Regions from separate parts of the Homo sapiens genome. Here region 2 is linked to region 1. Evidence: read pairs that join two places in POLR2A ChIA-PET (ENCODE). Cell type or tissue: endothelial cell of umbilical vein. All regions are shown on one strand.

The links. ChIA-PET counts read pairs that join two places held together with the same protein. Peaks named below come from ENCODE experiments on the same cell type or tissue, not always from the same donor. Only the 100,000 strongest peaks of a DNase experiment are listed, where the experiment ranks them.
Region 2: POLR2A ChIA-PET joins it to region 1 with 11 read pairs; 2 of 35 experiments call an interaction of 5 or more read pairs at or near these places.

What each region holds. Positions count from the first base shown.
Region 1 is chr11:104,733,258-104,741,257 of GRCh38, reverse strand. No RefSeq gene overlaps it. Among named protein-coding and RNA genes, the nearest start is that of LINC02552, 130 kb to the right of the region's middle. In endothelial cell of umbilical vein, no CTCF peak of the experiment used is centred here; a DNase peak (open chromatin) is centred at 4,537.
Region 2 is chr11:105,216,617-105,224,616 of GRCh38, reverse strand. All of the region lies in intron 4 of LOC105369468 (a long non-coding RNA gene), which reads left to right. Among named protein-coding and RNA genes, the nearest start is that of CARD18, 81 kb to the right of the region's middle. In endothelial cell of umbilical vein, no CTCF peak of the experiment used is centred here; no DNase peak of the experiment used is centred here.

The sequences.
Region 1 (8,000 bases):
CCACTTCATATTTCATTAAATGTACAAAGGTCAACTCCTAACACATCTCCACTATCACTGAAGCCTCCCTTGCATCTCCACTGTCTGTTTGGAGACAGAAACCCACCACAAAAAAACAGTCCCTTAATCCACCTTTTGCCCTTCATATCTCTACCTGCATTTCCAAAGCAGGCTTGTTTTTCTTGTGTGGCACCAACACATACCTCTGCCTCCCAACTAATCGGACAGGCACCTGTACTCTGGCCTACCTTTCTCTAGCCATTAGAATACCTCCCCCTAACCAATCCTTGCCAGTGCCTTCCGTTCAACATGTCAAACAGAAAAGGGCAATCTAAATCATTCCCTTATTGGCTGTGCTGGGCATCAGCTTAGGAGCTGGGGAATGAGACATTTCACTCTCATATTTTGAGGCTCTCTCCACAGACCTACAAGAATCCCTGGAAAATACAGCGAAAGGCTTTGTAAAAATTCAAGACCAGCTAGACTCCCCAACTAGAGTAGTCCTCCAAAACCAGAGAAGACTCGGCCTCCTTACAGCAGAGAAGGGAGGTCTCTGCTTCTCTCTAGGGGAAGAATGCTGCTTTTATCTCAACCAGTCAGGCTTGATAAGGGATGCAGCCTCAAAACTGAATGAAAAAAACTCAAAGAATTAGGGAGCAACAAAAAAACCAAATTAGTTCCTGGTTAAATGGTAAATTATTAACCCGAATTCTCCCCTTCATAGGCCTTCTAATAATAATCGGCCTGGAATTATTGTTTTACCATGTTTAGTAACCCTCTCCCAAAAGTTCCTTACCAACAGGATCACAGCCATCTCACAAGCCGCCACCCAGGAACACCTGAAAACGGTGGAGGAACACCTGAAAACTCCTCCAGTCAATCCGGAACCAACAATCTCACAGCCCCCTTTCAGCAGGAAGTACCCATAAAAGCATGCTGGCCCATCTCCTTATCTAACCACAGAGTCCAGATTGATAGGACAAGAGTACCGTCATCTTTGTAACACCCCACCATCTTAAGCCACCTGGCCAAAACTGCAAATGTCAGCCCTGCCCATAGCTTCAACAGAGCATAATGGCGCTAACCATAACAAACCAGCCAGCACTTTCCCAACCCCTTACTAATAAAATTTTGCTTCAAAGCACACTTCTCCACCAGGCCCTTTAAAAAAGCCTCAGGCAGTAAGAGAATTTTGCTCCTGACCCTGCTGGCCAAAAGCCCTTCTCAGATTTACTCTCAATAAACCTGTCTCAACTGTTAAGCCATCTTCTGCCTGTTCTTTCCTTAATCTTTCTATCCAAACAATATCTATCAATTTTATACTTTCTCTCAAGTTGCACTTGAATCTAGAACACTCTTCACCCTCCCTTCCCAACAGTGCTGCTTTTTTCTTGACTGACAATATCTTGACAATATCTCTTCATTTCTCAGACATACAGTGGTTCCAGTCTGGGTGATAACTATATACTAAGTCTAGTAGTTTTGGAACCTTGATTATTATTATGTGTCTTAAAGAGAACTTTCATTTCCCTTCTTTCTGTCTGCTGAGTGGCATATTCATTTATTTACTGTAGCTATTTCTTGGCCTCTCTATGCTGTGAGTTAGTATTTGAAGCTGTGATTTCCCATAACCTAAGGCATCTCAACAATGCCATGTTAATATTATCCTACTTGTTCCAGGTATCTCCCCAAAGCCATGTTGCTGTAACTTTGTCTTCCATTTTACTACTAATTAAGGTGAGATAACTATGCTGCCTTCCTCTAGTCATAGCAGATGATTTCAAAACTAATTGAATTTAATCCTGTCATTTCCGCACATTCAAAGAGAATGGTACATTGACTACTTTCCACTCCATTTTGTTGTTTTGAACCAGTTATTATGATGAAAAGGGCTTTCCCAAATGTTCCCTAATTTGGTTTTCCAGAAGCCAAAACATGCATGCTAACCTGATTTTTTTTTTCTCATTAGCTACCTGCAGATACCTAAAAACAGTAAGAACACGTAATGTTCACAGGATAAATTCTGAAACCCTTTGACTGTCGGTACATACCCTCCTCAACCGTGTGCTCAGGATTCACTTCTATCATTATGTCTCATTTCTTCCAAGTGTGACCACTTTGTTCCACCAGGCTTTATCTCCTGCTCACACACATGCCTTGCCTACATTGTTCTGCCACCTCTACTCCTATTAGAAATGCATAGTTCTCATACAACCCAAGCCACTATTTGAGGTACAACTCACATGCCATCACTGCCCTGAAGCCACCCTGCTCTTACTGAATAATAACCCAATTCACTCACACATAATGTATCTTACTGTCAGATTTTATCTCTGTGTTGACTTCCTTGTAGTTTTAGGCTATTGCCTTCCCTTTATCTATCAGTTTATCTATCAGTATGAAGATATAAACTAAGCACTGATACATGTTGTGTTCTAATTATTTGTAGGGACAATGGCTCTAAAATAAAGCCTGCCACCAAATTGCATAGCTGAGGATTACTGCACAAATTTTGCAGCTGTGTATTAATCCATGGCAAAAATCCATGGAGAACTAATCATCGAGAGCTAGAGATTATGTCTATGTTAAGCTCTCAATCATCACTCTTGCTTATACCTCTTGAAACACAAATGGATCTCTCTGCCTAAAAAAAGGAAGTAAATTATGTATTAGAAAATAAATATATTTTTCTGCAATAAATCCATGTGAGAACCCCATGCATCTCTAAAGTACTTTTTACTTTCTCGATTGATTTCAAACAAGCAAGCAAACATGTCAAGCCTCGTTTCCTAGGGTGCCATTCATCAGAAATTCAGGGGTTTGGAGGTCAGAGATAGAGAGAGAGCCGTTGTCACGGAATTAGTTCTTCTGCCAGCAACCTGAGAATAAGAGTATCATTGAGTTTGACCCTGATGCCCCCTTGGGGATTGAAAAAGGAAATTGTCTATAACATAAAAGACTATTCAGTATATGCCTAATACTGGGAATATGGCATTTCTAAACTCTGGTGACTTATAAAATGTTGAGCAGAATATTGGAACTATCTAGTTAACTAAACAAACTCATAAATCCATAAGATTAAATATTTTCATGGGATATACATGGAGGGTGAGGAGCAAAGAGGCTCAAACAGGGTAGGTACTTGGGGATTAATTAGACTATATTTTTTTTAAGTTTGGCTGCATGCCTGTCAATATGTGGCAAGAATGTAGTTGCTGTTCTTTGGGCTACCTCAAACATCAAATAAAAACTAAAATGTTGAGTTCAAAAACTATATGGTATCAAAAAGCTAGTTTCACAAAGATAATAAACATCCAGAATTCTTTTTAATATTGTAGTAATTTATTTTTATAATACTTTCAGTTTAAACATTATCAATGAAATTGTATCAATTAGGACTCATTTATTGGTGAATCCAGAAAACTAAAACCAAACTCGATTTCAGGACCAAGGGATATGCTAACTTCTGATGTGGTCAATCAGGGGCTTTATCAAAATAACTCAGTTGTCCTCCCTCTCTCCCATCATCTTTCCCCCATTTTTTGTTTTATTATTAATAAGGGTCTCTTCTCTTTGTCACAAGCAGATCTTTGCTGCTCCAGAACTGCATTCTCACTGCTCCACATCCAACTTGTTCATTCTGATTGGCTTAACGTAGGTAATGTACCTATCTTTGAACCAACCACTGTGGTCTGACAGAAGAATGTACAGCTGGTGTGATCCTTAATTCACATCTGCTCTGGAGATGACTTATATTTGACATCATTCTATATACATGGGTTATATGAATGAGACCCAAACCAAAAACTAAGTTCTACTACCAGAAGAACCTTATTTTCTAAGTGGAAAATAAATAAACGCTCTAAGAAAATATCAAATTATTTATTCTAAATAAACATTATTTCTTATAAAAATTTCTCTCCGAAACACTCTACAGCACAACAGTTCCTCCAAATAGATAAATACATATCTAGAGAGAACAATGCCAGCTAGAGTAAGCCTGAACTATGATCCCTAAAAATGTGATACATTTAAAGGTTAATTTAAAAAATTAAAAATAAAAAAAAAACTGGAAGCATCCTTGTCTTTTGCTAAAATCGACATACCTTCATTAATTCATACCAGAGCTTGCTTTAATAATTATGAAAAATCATTGAAGTAAGATAACAATATATAAACAAACATGTTTATATATCATTCATTAGAATAATAGATTGAGCACTGAAAACTATCAAATAAAACCCTTTCCATGTAGGCTTGACTAAGCAGAATGTATTTAAAATTTAATGAAAAAAATAAAAACAGCTTCCAATAATCTAACAAATTTTTCCTGGCTAACTGCAGCCAATGTTGCTGCAGTCCAGGAGCCACATTATCTAGTCTGTACATTGTTGACCTCATTCCCTAAATTATTTCAACCAATATAACATTAATAACTGCAAAGGTGACTTAATATCCTTAAAGGAAGAGAAGTGTTTGGGTATATGAGAAAGAGGATATTAAACAGATAAAGAGCAGAGAAACAGGAAGTAAAGTTGTTTGTAATCGACAGCTGTAATATAACATATCATTAACACATTCTGCACACCCCATACGTCATTAGCTGAAACTTGAAACTAAATTATCCCACAGATTTGCTGAAGACTTGTCATTTCTTAGTGCTAGCTAACCATAATTAAATTATAACTTTGGAAATTATTATAAAGCTTTTAGACATAAAGACAGGCATGGAGGATAATACAAGGAACAATAATGTACCCTCAGCCAGGGAAATAAAGTTTGAGCCCCTGTATATCCCTTCTCATATCCTTCTGACTATGTCTTCCTTACTTATTAAAAACAACAACAACAACAAAAACAACAACAACAACAACAAAAACAGGCTCAGCGCGGTGGCTCACGCCTGTAATCCCAGCACTTTGGGAAGCCGAGGCAGGCGGATCAACTGAGGTTAGGAGTTTGAGACATGCCTGGACAACATGGTGAAACCCCGTCTCTACTAAAAATATGAAAATTAGCCAGCCATAGTGGCAGGCGCCTGCAATCCCAGCTACTCTGGAGGCTGAGACAAGAGAATCACTTGAACCTGGGAGTGGAGGTTGCAGTGAGTCAAAATCGTGCCATTGCACTCCAGCCTGGTTGACGAGAGTGAAACTCCATCTCACACAAACAAACAAAAAACCAAAATAAAAAAAAACCCAAAAACCTTCTAACTCAGCTAGAAAATAATTGAAAAGAAAATAAATTATTCAAATGAATTATTTCAAATATTGGGTTTACTGTGATGATAGTCACTTCAGCCTCTCACATACACATACATAAACATGAAAGAAAGGAAAAATTCAGGGTCATTTTATTTATATTTCCTTAGCATAGTCTCTTCCCCCAATCACGTTTGTCAATTTGTGATAGCTATGACACTTATTAAGCAACTTACTGATTTCTATCTTTTAATCTTTACAACATCTCCATGAGGTAGACATTATTATAACCATTTGAAAGATAAGGAAAATTAAGAATCAGCCAATGTAACTACCACAAGCTGTATAGAAACAAAATGGTGAAGCTGAGATTTGACCTTGGTTCAGTTGCCCCAGACCAAAGCTTTAAACCATATAATTTCTTTTTGTGTGTTTGTTTCTCTATCACAGGTTATTACTTTTAATATTTCACATAAGCTTTTAACGTCACTAAGCATTTCATCTCCACTCTTCTTTCAAGATAACTTGTTTTAGGTATTCATTGTGACATCAGCTATCACTCTTATTGTTATCCTGTTAAAAAACATGTCTTTTATTCTCTAGCTGCCTTCACAACTTAAAAAATATATTTGGTTTTCAGTAATTTAACTATGATGTACTTATATGTGATTTTATATACCTGGACACTGACACCCAGAAAAATAAAAATTTGCCTCATACCAAGCCAGTCTTTCTCAGAGTCAGGATTTAATCTCTGGTCTGGCCTTCTTTCCTGTGTTCCACACAAACTTTGGACATCAGAGAATACTTCCTCTGCCTCCTTCCTTCATCTGTTCTTATTCTGAAAAAAATATTCTTAGCAACAGACAACTTAGGCAATTGTTTTTCTGTCATTACTGACAATCAGCAAAAAGCAGTTTCTGTGTTGAGAGCTTTCTAGGACTGATGACTTAGTTTCCTCAATAACAACAACAAAATGACAGGAAAAACAGAGAGAAAGGAAAAGGGAAGTGTAACTAGCAAGTGAAAAAAAGACAAGCAACATTTCAACCAGTGGGAATATATAGACTTCATTTGAATTTTCAAATATTTTTGAATGCATATTGAATATATTGAATATATCATATACTTATATAATGGCAAATATATGTCATGTATTTATTATACATAAATATATAACTATATATATGATAACCTGGGAAATGTGAAGTGACTAGACATTTAGTTAAAAAAGAAATTAATTGAAGCAGCATGTGAATACTATTGTGATATATATATATATATATATATATATATATATATATATATATATATATATATGGTCTCACTCTGTTGCCCAGGCTGGAGTTGAATGGTGTGATCTCGTCTCACTGCAACCTCCACCTCAGGGGTTCAAGTGATTCTCCTGCCTCAGCCTCCCAAGTAACTGGGATTACAGGCATGCGCCACCACACCCAGCTAATTTTTGTATTTTTAGTAGAGATGGGGTTTCGCCATGTTGGCCAGGCTGGTCTCAAACTCCTGACCTCAAGTGATCCACCCACCTCAGCCTCCCAAAGTGTTGGGATTACAGGCATGAGTCACCACACCTGGCCTACTGTGTTGTACTTATTAAGAACCATTATATTTTACAGTTACACACTCAAATATTTATTTCTAAATTTTTTGATGTCTGGAACTCATTTCTTTTTTTTGTTTGTTTGTTTTTTAAGAGATGGGGGTCTCGCTCTGTCACCGAGGCTGGAGTGCAGTGACACAATCATAGCTCACCGTAGCCTTGAACTCCTGTGCTCAAGTGCTCCTCTTGCCTTAGCTTCCTCAGTAGCTAGGAACACAGGTGCAAACCACCATGCCTGGCTAGCTTTTATTTTTAATTTTTTGTAGAAATGGGGTCTCGCTATGTTGCTCAGGCTCTCACTTTTAAATAATCAAGTGAAAAGGGGTGTGAGTGGAGTTATGGATCAAAAAGAAAAGGATTTGTCATTATTTAGTAACTCTTGAGGCTATAATGGGTTCATGGAGGATCATTATGCAGTCTTGTCTTCTTATATTTATATCTGGAGTTTCTATTAAACAAGATTTTAAGTCTTTCTTAAGCCTATCAAGTTTTCCACTATACACACTAGAGTTCTAACCTAGGCTCAGACTTACTCCATATATCCTTATTTAAATAATATTTTATATGCTGCCATAGGGAAGAACATGGAAATTAATCTGTTCTTTACTGCTCAGTAACATTTGGGAGAAGAAATAAAGTAATACTGAACTAAAATAATGTACATCAACATTTCAGATTCATAAAGATGCATGTTTCTTCCATAATTATATAGTTAACAAAAAATTGCTAACTTTGAAATTACATTTTGAGTGTTTTGTCACTGTTTTGCTTTAATTTTTAGCTTCAGTTAATTTGTAAAATTTTGAGAACCTTAATATATAAAATGTTTAGTAATTTAGTGTCTAGTAATTTGTTTTTCACATCATTAAGATGAAGAATATTTGGGGACACAACTGCTCTAACCGATGGTTTCCAAAAAATATGAGAAATGTAACCATAGCTATTGCTAGTTGAAAAACGGAAGGCTTGGTACATTCTAATAAAAATGACATTAAGGTCAGACATTCTATTCATCTGTGCGTATTCTGAACATTCTTCTTTTATTCTAGTAAGTATGCAAAATGAGGTGTGACTTTGCAAAGCTTTCCTTTTTGCCATCTCCCATCAAAAGAACAAAAGACTATGTGGGGAAGAAATTCCAGCTCACTTTCATGCAGCCAGCTTATTAGTAGACCATGTTG
Region 2 (8,000 bases), 480 kb before region 1:
ATTTGTCCTGCCTTGAATTGAAGACCGTGCCTAGGCTGCTTCTGGCCAGTACCTACTGCTGCAAGAATACTAAGGCAGACTCACTCTGGGGAAAGCAGGGGCCCTTTGAGTGCCAACCATTGGCTTTGTCAAACCTTTCTTGGAAGATCTGGCAGGCTGGGAAGATTTTGAAAACACCTGCCCAGGCTTTCTCTCTTTCTCCTTCAGTCATGGAGATGCAGTTCTTTTTGCACCCTGGTCTGATAGCTCACCCAGTCTTCCTGAATTCCTGACAATTTTGTCATCCAGACAATTTTCCTAATATGGTCCATGCATTTTTAATTCCTTCTTGTTGTCTGCTGCTTGGAAGACATACTAACACCCTTCTTTGCAGTTTGAATAAACTATGATGAACATAGTTTCTCTATTTGCTAATGACACTTGTTGTATATTCTCATAATACAATTAGATTGCATAGGTTCATTGATTCAGAATCTACACAATAATTTTTTAATAATAATATCACTTTATTGAGTGTTTATGATGGATCAGGTAGTGGGTAAGCCCTTTACATCTATTATTATAATTAGTTCTGTGCTGGTGAACAGCCTTTAAAAACAAAAAAAAAAATGTATTTTAGCCAATTTATGTGGTTGTAAACACTCCCACCACAGCCAATTTCAAGCTATTAACAGGATTAACAACAAGCTGGTGAAATGTTTGATAAGTTAGTAGCTGGCTCCTGAAGGTTTGTAGGAGCCTACCTCAACACACAAGACACACTGTAGTCCTTTTTATCAGTTTTGAGGTAGGGTTTAATCCTAGTTTTACTGTTGAAGACCCACAAAAAATATTACAGAAGTTAGGCAATTTGTCCAAATCACAGGCTTGAGATTTGCATCCAAATCTGAAGGACTATTAATTGAACTACTTCCTAGGTGTCTCAAAGACTCTCTGAATCCCAAATCATAGCTAATTTAAGCCAAATAAAAGGAGAGAGAAGGGCTTAGTGAAAAAAAACTCAGATATGTCTCATAGAGCTCAAGATCAGGCAGCTACACTTCAGAGACTTATGAAGCCACCTGGATTCTCCTCATTGCTTCCTGGCTCCTTCTGTTCCACTCAATTTATCTTTATGAGACTACCATCATGACCTGTTTCTGTGTTTCATGTGGCAGGTAGAAAGAGGCTCCTGAGCTTATGAGCTCATGTTTTACGTATAAAATAACTCAGAGAAAATTTCTTTCTTTCTACTCTTAAGTTTAGAAGTCCTAGGAAGGTATTCTTACTGGCCCAGTTTAGGTCAGATTTCCACCACGGTTCTATCAACTGCATTTTCCCTGTGGGTATGGTGAGAATTAAAAGAGGAAAGGTTGTAACCTGAACAGGTGCCCCAAATGGAGTCCACAGCATTGTTTTACATGACAAAAAATATTGTTACATTTGTAATATAGTAATGTGTGTATGTATGTATATGTATATATATATATACATATATTTAAATAGTACGTTATCTCTTTTTCAGTACAAGTACTTAGGCACAATAATCTCTCTGAGTTACTCATTTTTAATTTTTCACTCTTATATTACCCCTAGGTTTTATGAGTCTTATACATTTTTATTTCGTTAGTATATTATTTTTCTTAAGAGATGGGTTCTTACTCTCTTGTCCAGGCTGGAGGGCAGTGGTGTGATCATAGCTCACTGTGACCTTGAATTCCTGGGCTCAAGCGATCCTCCCACCTCAACCTCCCAAGTCCTAGTATTATGGTTGTGTGCCATCATGCCAGGCTAAATTTTGAGTCTTGATAAAGTCAAAATCACAATGATTTCTTTACTCCTGACTAAGCCAAGTATCGAGGGTAGATGGGCTCAGACTCTTTGAGTGGCTACCATAGATTTCAAATCCCCTTAAACATGCATATATGTTACACATGCATTTACTTAAAAGCTTATCTTTATACCAGCCGTCATTCGCATGTTACAAACCAATAACTTGCTACGTATCAAACAAAAACCCATTTTTCTTCCTTATTTACTGCCCAGGAATGGGAAAGATAGATAACTGATCTCCTCAGCCAGCCACATATATTTAATACTAAGTAAAATAAATGGTGTTTATTACACTGAGAATGGGGGAGGTTAATGTATATTTTAAAAGAGCATAATACAACTTTATAACAAAGATATGATATGATTTATCCACAGGAAGGATACAAATAAACAGAAACAAGCTGAACAGGTTCTTAAGCTTTAATATAATGGACAGCACCATTTAATAAAATATGTCAGGATTTTTAAGAATCAGAGAAAGTCGTTGTGGAGTTCAAATGCAAAACACAATCTTGTAAAAAGTCTTCTTTTTCAGAATATTTTTGGCTAAATATAAGAGACTAGCTCTCCCAGATATTTAAATAAATAATAAAGCTACAATAATAAAAGCAGCAGGCTATCAACCAGTAATAGGTTAATACCCAATGAAACAGAATAGATAATACAGAAATAGAATCATATAGAGATTGAGCATATGATAAAACTGGCACTTAACCTCTATGGGGAAAAGACAGATTATTCAATAAATCATTTCGTGACAATTAGCCATTTCAGAGGAAAAATAATACTGAATCTCTATTTTTGTTCAAAGATAAAAATAGACTCCAGATGAAAAAATACTGGCAAAACAAGAGGCCAAAAACTACTAGACAAAAACAAGAGTAATTTACATTTTTGATAGTTTTTAAAGGGGCAAAATAATTTTTTAAAACAGGAAACAAAGTCCAGAAGCTTAGAAACATGGCTTAAATATATTTTAAAAAACTCCCTTTTACAAAAAAAAAAATCTACAATAAAATTAAAAGATAAGAAAAGAGGTTAAGATTGTTTCTTTTGATTCCTAAATTGCAAGTATTCCCAAGGTGATGCTGTGGCAAGTCCACATGGCTTGAGCACATGAGTTGGATACACTGGGTCCTCTATTCTCCAATTTTCACAGTGGTCCACCATGAGCAAGGCTCTTCTGTTTGTGGAAGACCTGATATCAGGGAGCATCTCAGACACTTGAGCTGATAACTAGTAAACTGCAACTTCTCACCTGGAATGGGGACTGTCTTACATTGTCTAATTTTTGCAGGGATTTCCAATAGCCCTTGACCTCAGGGCTCCCTCTCTTAAAATATTTTGCTGCTGTTGTAGTAAATTTTTTACTTTAGGTGAATTTCTTTTCTGGAACTCTCTCATAACCCTCCCTATCCTCCCATCAACATGTGCTTTAGTTGTTAGTGGTTTTTTTTTTTTTTATTATTTCAAAATCTTGGTTATTCATGGAAGTGAACTATGAAATAATTCTGAAATGAGCCTATACTTTATAATTATCATACCCAATAAGCAGTATTCATACTAATAAACAATATATTCACAGGTATTTCAAACTGAAATGGAAATTATAATAACTGTGAGCAGATCAGGAAGCCAGGGACTCCAGTGGGGGAGTTGACAATGTACTGCTAAATCCTCTCTGCCATACAAAAGACCAGTTTGAGCAATCTTTCTTACCTTCATTCTCTCTTCCATAAATGAATATAATAGTAGTGCCTTCAAATTTAATTTGTTTTTATGAGCACTAAATAAGATAATATATGTTTGACAACCTACTACAGTGTTTAGCATCTAATTTCTGAAAAATTACTAGGCTTTTTTCCATTAGGTACATTTTTCAAGCAAAATTACCCAATCAATCACTAAAAATATATTAGTGTAAAGTATTAACATCTATGAAAGGGTGCTATGGTGAGATCCATTGTATAAAAAAATACTTTACAAATTCCTTGCCACCACACAGCTGGGTGAAAGTCTTCTGCTAAACTCAAAGGATATTTTTAATTTAATCATCAACATTTTTACCAAATAGATTACCTTTTCTTAGAAGGATCTGAAAACAATGGCACTTCTAAATTGATAAAGTCTCAATATATTACACCCCAGCATAATTTATCATAAAATAATAATGATTTTTTGCCTTGCCATCGTTAGTTTTATTTAATTAAAAATGATTTGATTCATACTCCTCCAGGGTAAATAATCATTAATTTGCATGGCTGTTGACTAATTTCTAAACACAGGATTGTCCGTTTCAGTATGCACCATTGTGTAGATAACTAAAGACAACTTCTCTGCTAGAGACATTCAGCTTCGCTAGTTCGATTCAGGAAAAGGAGTTAGAAGCATAGCGACAATACATGCAGTCACACTGTCCTTGTGCCCCTCATTTCTCACTTCTCTCTTTTGTCATGCACTTCCTCACTTTCTCAATCTTCATGAATCAGCCTGTGAGCCAGGAAATTCTTTTTTTTTTTTTTTTTTTTTAACATTTATACCACAGAGATGGCATAGGGAATTCCATGATATGGCCACATTCTTTGTCCTTTCCCCCAAAAGCAACAACATAGTCTTGAGAGATCTTTCTGAGGTAGAGAATCATACGTTTTTGCTGACATCTGACATTGAAGTGTAATTCTTAGCTGAAAAATTCTAGCAAAAATGGTGTCTGTGAGGTAAATTTTAGGCTAATTTCAGCCATCCCTTGTTCACCCAGTTGGCTTCTTCCTGAAAGCATGCCTTTTAAATATGCCATGTCCCACTTCTCTCTCTCTCTCTCTTTTTGTTGTTGTGTTTTTTATTTTTGTTTTTTGTTTTTTTGTGAGACAGAGTCTCACCCTGTCGCCCAGGCTGGAGTGGATTGGCCCACGGCTCGCCGCAACCTCTGCCTCATGGGTTCAAAGAATTCTCCTACCTCAGCCTCCTCAGTAGCTGGAATTATAGGCACTCACCACCACGTCCAGCTAATGTCTGTATTTATAGTGGAGACGGAGTTTCACCATGCTGGCCAGGCTGACTCAAACTCTTGACCTCAAGTGCTAAGATTACAGGCGAGAGCCACCATGCCTGGCCCCCCACTTCTCTTTATAACCTGACATGGTTTGGACCTGTGTCCCCATCTAAATCTCATGCTGAATTGCAATCCCCAATGTTGGAAGTGGGGCCTGGTGGGAGGCGATAGGATCATAGGGACGGTTTATCACAAATGGTTTAGTGCCATCCTCTTGGTATTTTCCTCGCAATAGTGAGTGCGTTCTAGCGCAATCTGGTGGTTTAAAAGTGTGTAGCACCACCCCCTCCCTCTTTCTTGCCCCTGCTCTGGCCATGTGACGTGCTGGCTCCCCCTTTGCCTTCTGCCGTGATTGTAAGTTTCCTGAGGCCTCCCCAGAAGTCGAGCAGACGCCAGCATCATACACTCTGTACAGGCTGTGGAACCATGAGTCAATTAAATCTCTTTTCTTTATAAATTACCCCGTCTCAGGTGTTTCTTTATAGCAATGCAAGAACAGACTAATGCATAATCTTATACTATGAACATTGTAGTCAATATATTCCCTTATCAGGGTTGTTTACATAAATTATGAGCTCAATGAAAGATAAAAATGTGAGGCCTTTTATTCAAAGATTATGGGAAAAAAGTGTAGATATAAGGCATTAAAATATAAAGTTTTTTGCTGTCTTCTATAGTCTCTCTCTTGCCTTGATATGTCTTTGTTTAATTTGCCACTTAATGTTTTTCTAAGTAATAAAAAATTTTAAATTATTAGCATAAATTTTAACGCTCACCTATATTATTCAATACCATTTTAAAAACCAAATAAGCTGGTTTTAAAATACCAGATTTAAAAACATCTAATTCTTAACCATTGAAATGACACAATTTGTATTTGGTAGCTCATACATTTCTCTCTTGAAAGAACAGTGAAAATACTACAGCAGAAAACTGCTCATATGTTTTTATTTCATTTCTTCATAGGCACGTATTCTACCAACACTCTCTAACTTCAGCTTACTGATAAGTCAAGAAAGACAGGCAAAAAGGAAAATAAACTATCAGTTGCTCTATCTTTTCCTTTTTTACCTTACTTTTATTTTCAGCATTAATAATTTTCTGATATAAATAAGTAATATGATGAAGAAAGTGTTTGATATGGATCCTTGGTTGAATCCTGCCATTGCCTTAAGTTTGAAGCAAGTTCTGGTTCCTAGTAAATTGTGGCCTCTGGGGGCTTCAGAGCCCCCTTTGATGGAATATGTTTAACTTTTACTCCTTTTGATTGTTGTTGAACTCCCACAAAGTGTGGGTCCATTGAATTCTGTGTTCATGGGGCCAATGCTCTATGAACACACTTTAGTCATATGCATTCTTCATTGTCCCATCAGATTTCACTTACAAAACACAAGTTAAAAGATAAAATTGTTAAGAATTTTGAGATGCTGCCAACAGAACATTAAAGCAAGCATGGGGTCCTTCTGAATGCAGCATGCTGTGTGACTGCAGAGGTCTCTCACCCATGAAACCAGTCTTCATGACTTAGCTTCAATGTTAAAACCCTATGAATTCCCGAGTTACTCTCTATTCTTATTTCCATATAAATGAAAACATAAGAGCAGGTAACATTATATTGTAGCTAATAGTTGCTTATTTGGGGCTTCATTCCTGAATTATATTGTTAACTACTTCATCTTTATATCCTAGTCTGGGCATCATAGAAATTATTTAGCTCATTGTAGATGCTTAAAATATCGAGTGAACACATTACTGTAAGAATAAAAGGATTTTCGAGTTTTAAAAGTAAATAAAACATGATTTAGAGTATATTATTCCTAAGTGTTTTAAAAAGTTTTATTGTGACTTCAAATAGTATCAAGTTAATAGTAAATGTATTTGTGGTGTTATGGACTGCTTCCAGTATGCTGAAAAAGTTGTATGAAGAGGATATCTCATTAAATCATTAGAATGTCTCTGTAAGGAGAAACAAAGCGATCATATATTGATTGTGCACTATGAACCATGTTCTTTTCTAGGCACTTAGCAAGCACTTTTTAATTCAATTTTCCTAAAAGATTTTTAAAAATATGTGAAATGACCCATTTTCCAGATGAAGCTAAAAGTGATTCATAGAAAGTAAACTTGCCCAAGATCACACAGATACTAAGGGTTGACATTTTGACTGTAACTGATTCCAAGTCCAATAGTCATTTTACCAAATTCCAGTGGCTTCACAGTACCTTGTTATCATCGGAATAAACGAGTCAGAAAAGGAAATACTTATCATTAACTCTTATAATATACTTTACTCCTTCCTTTTAATCATTCTTTTTCCTCTTGCATTTAACTTAAAAAATATGGATGTGAACCCCTTTTGTTACATAAAATACTCCTGAGACAATTTGAGAAAGCAAGCCTAGAGTTGCCTGGGCTTGGCCTGGAATGCCTTCTTTTCTCTCTTTCCCTGTTAATTCCTTCCCAGTTCAACTCCTCCCTCTCCATGAAGCTTTTTCAGAAGGGTTATCCTTAGGGCTCCTTTTTATTTTTTTGTCTGACTCATTATAGTTTACCCTGCAATCCAGCAGGTGCATGACACTTGATTAATTTATTTATTCACACACACTTCCTGAATACCTATCATGTGCTAGATATTATTCCTTGTTCTTGGAAGACATCAATGAACAAAAGAGGTAGACATCTCAACCCGCATGAAATTAGATCATATTCAAGAGAGCATTGTGAGCTTTTATTTTCCCCCTTGTTATTTAATTGTTTTGTATGGTGTTTAACATGAGGATCTTTATTTCTGTAGACTTCAAGTTCCTTTGAGTGAGTGAAAATGCTACTTTTATGACATAATGATTTGAATTTTAACACAGCAGTGACCATTTAGTAAATATTTAGTTAATAATTGGACTTTTGTTAACATAAAGTGACCAGATTTTAATTAATTTTAGATATTCACATAATAATAATAGGCAGTAGTAGCTTTTTAGCAGTGAAGCAAATTCAAATTTTAAGCCCTAATATGTGCCGTACACTTTAGATATGTTTTCACTTAATTCTCACTAAAGCCCAATGAAATAATTATTGTTCCCAACTTACAGATCAGGCTTTTGGAGGCTGATTTAGTTGTTTTAGATAACACATTGTG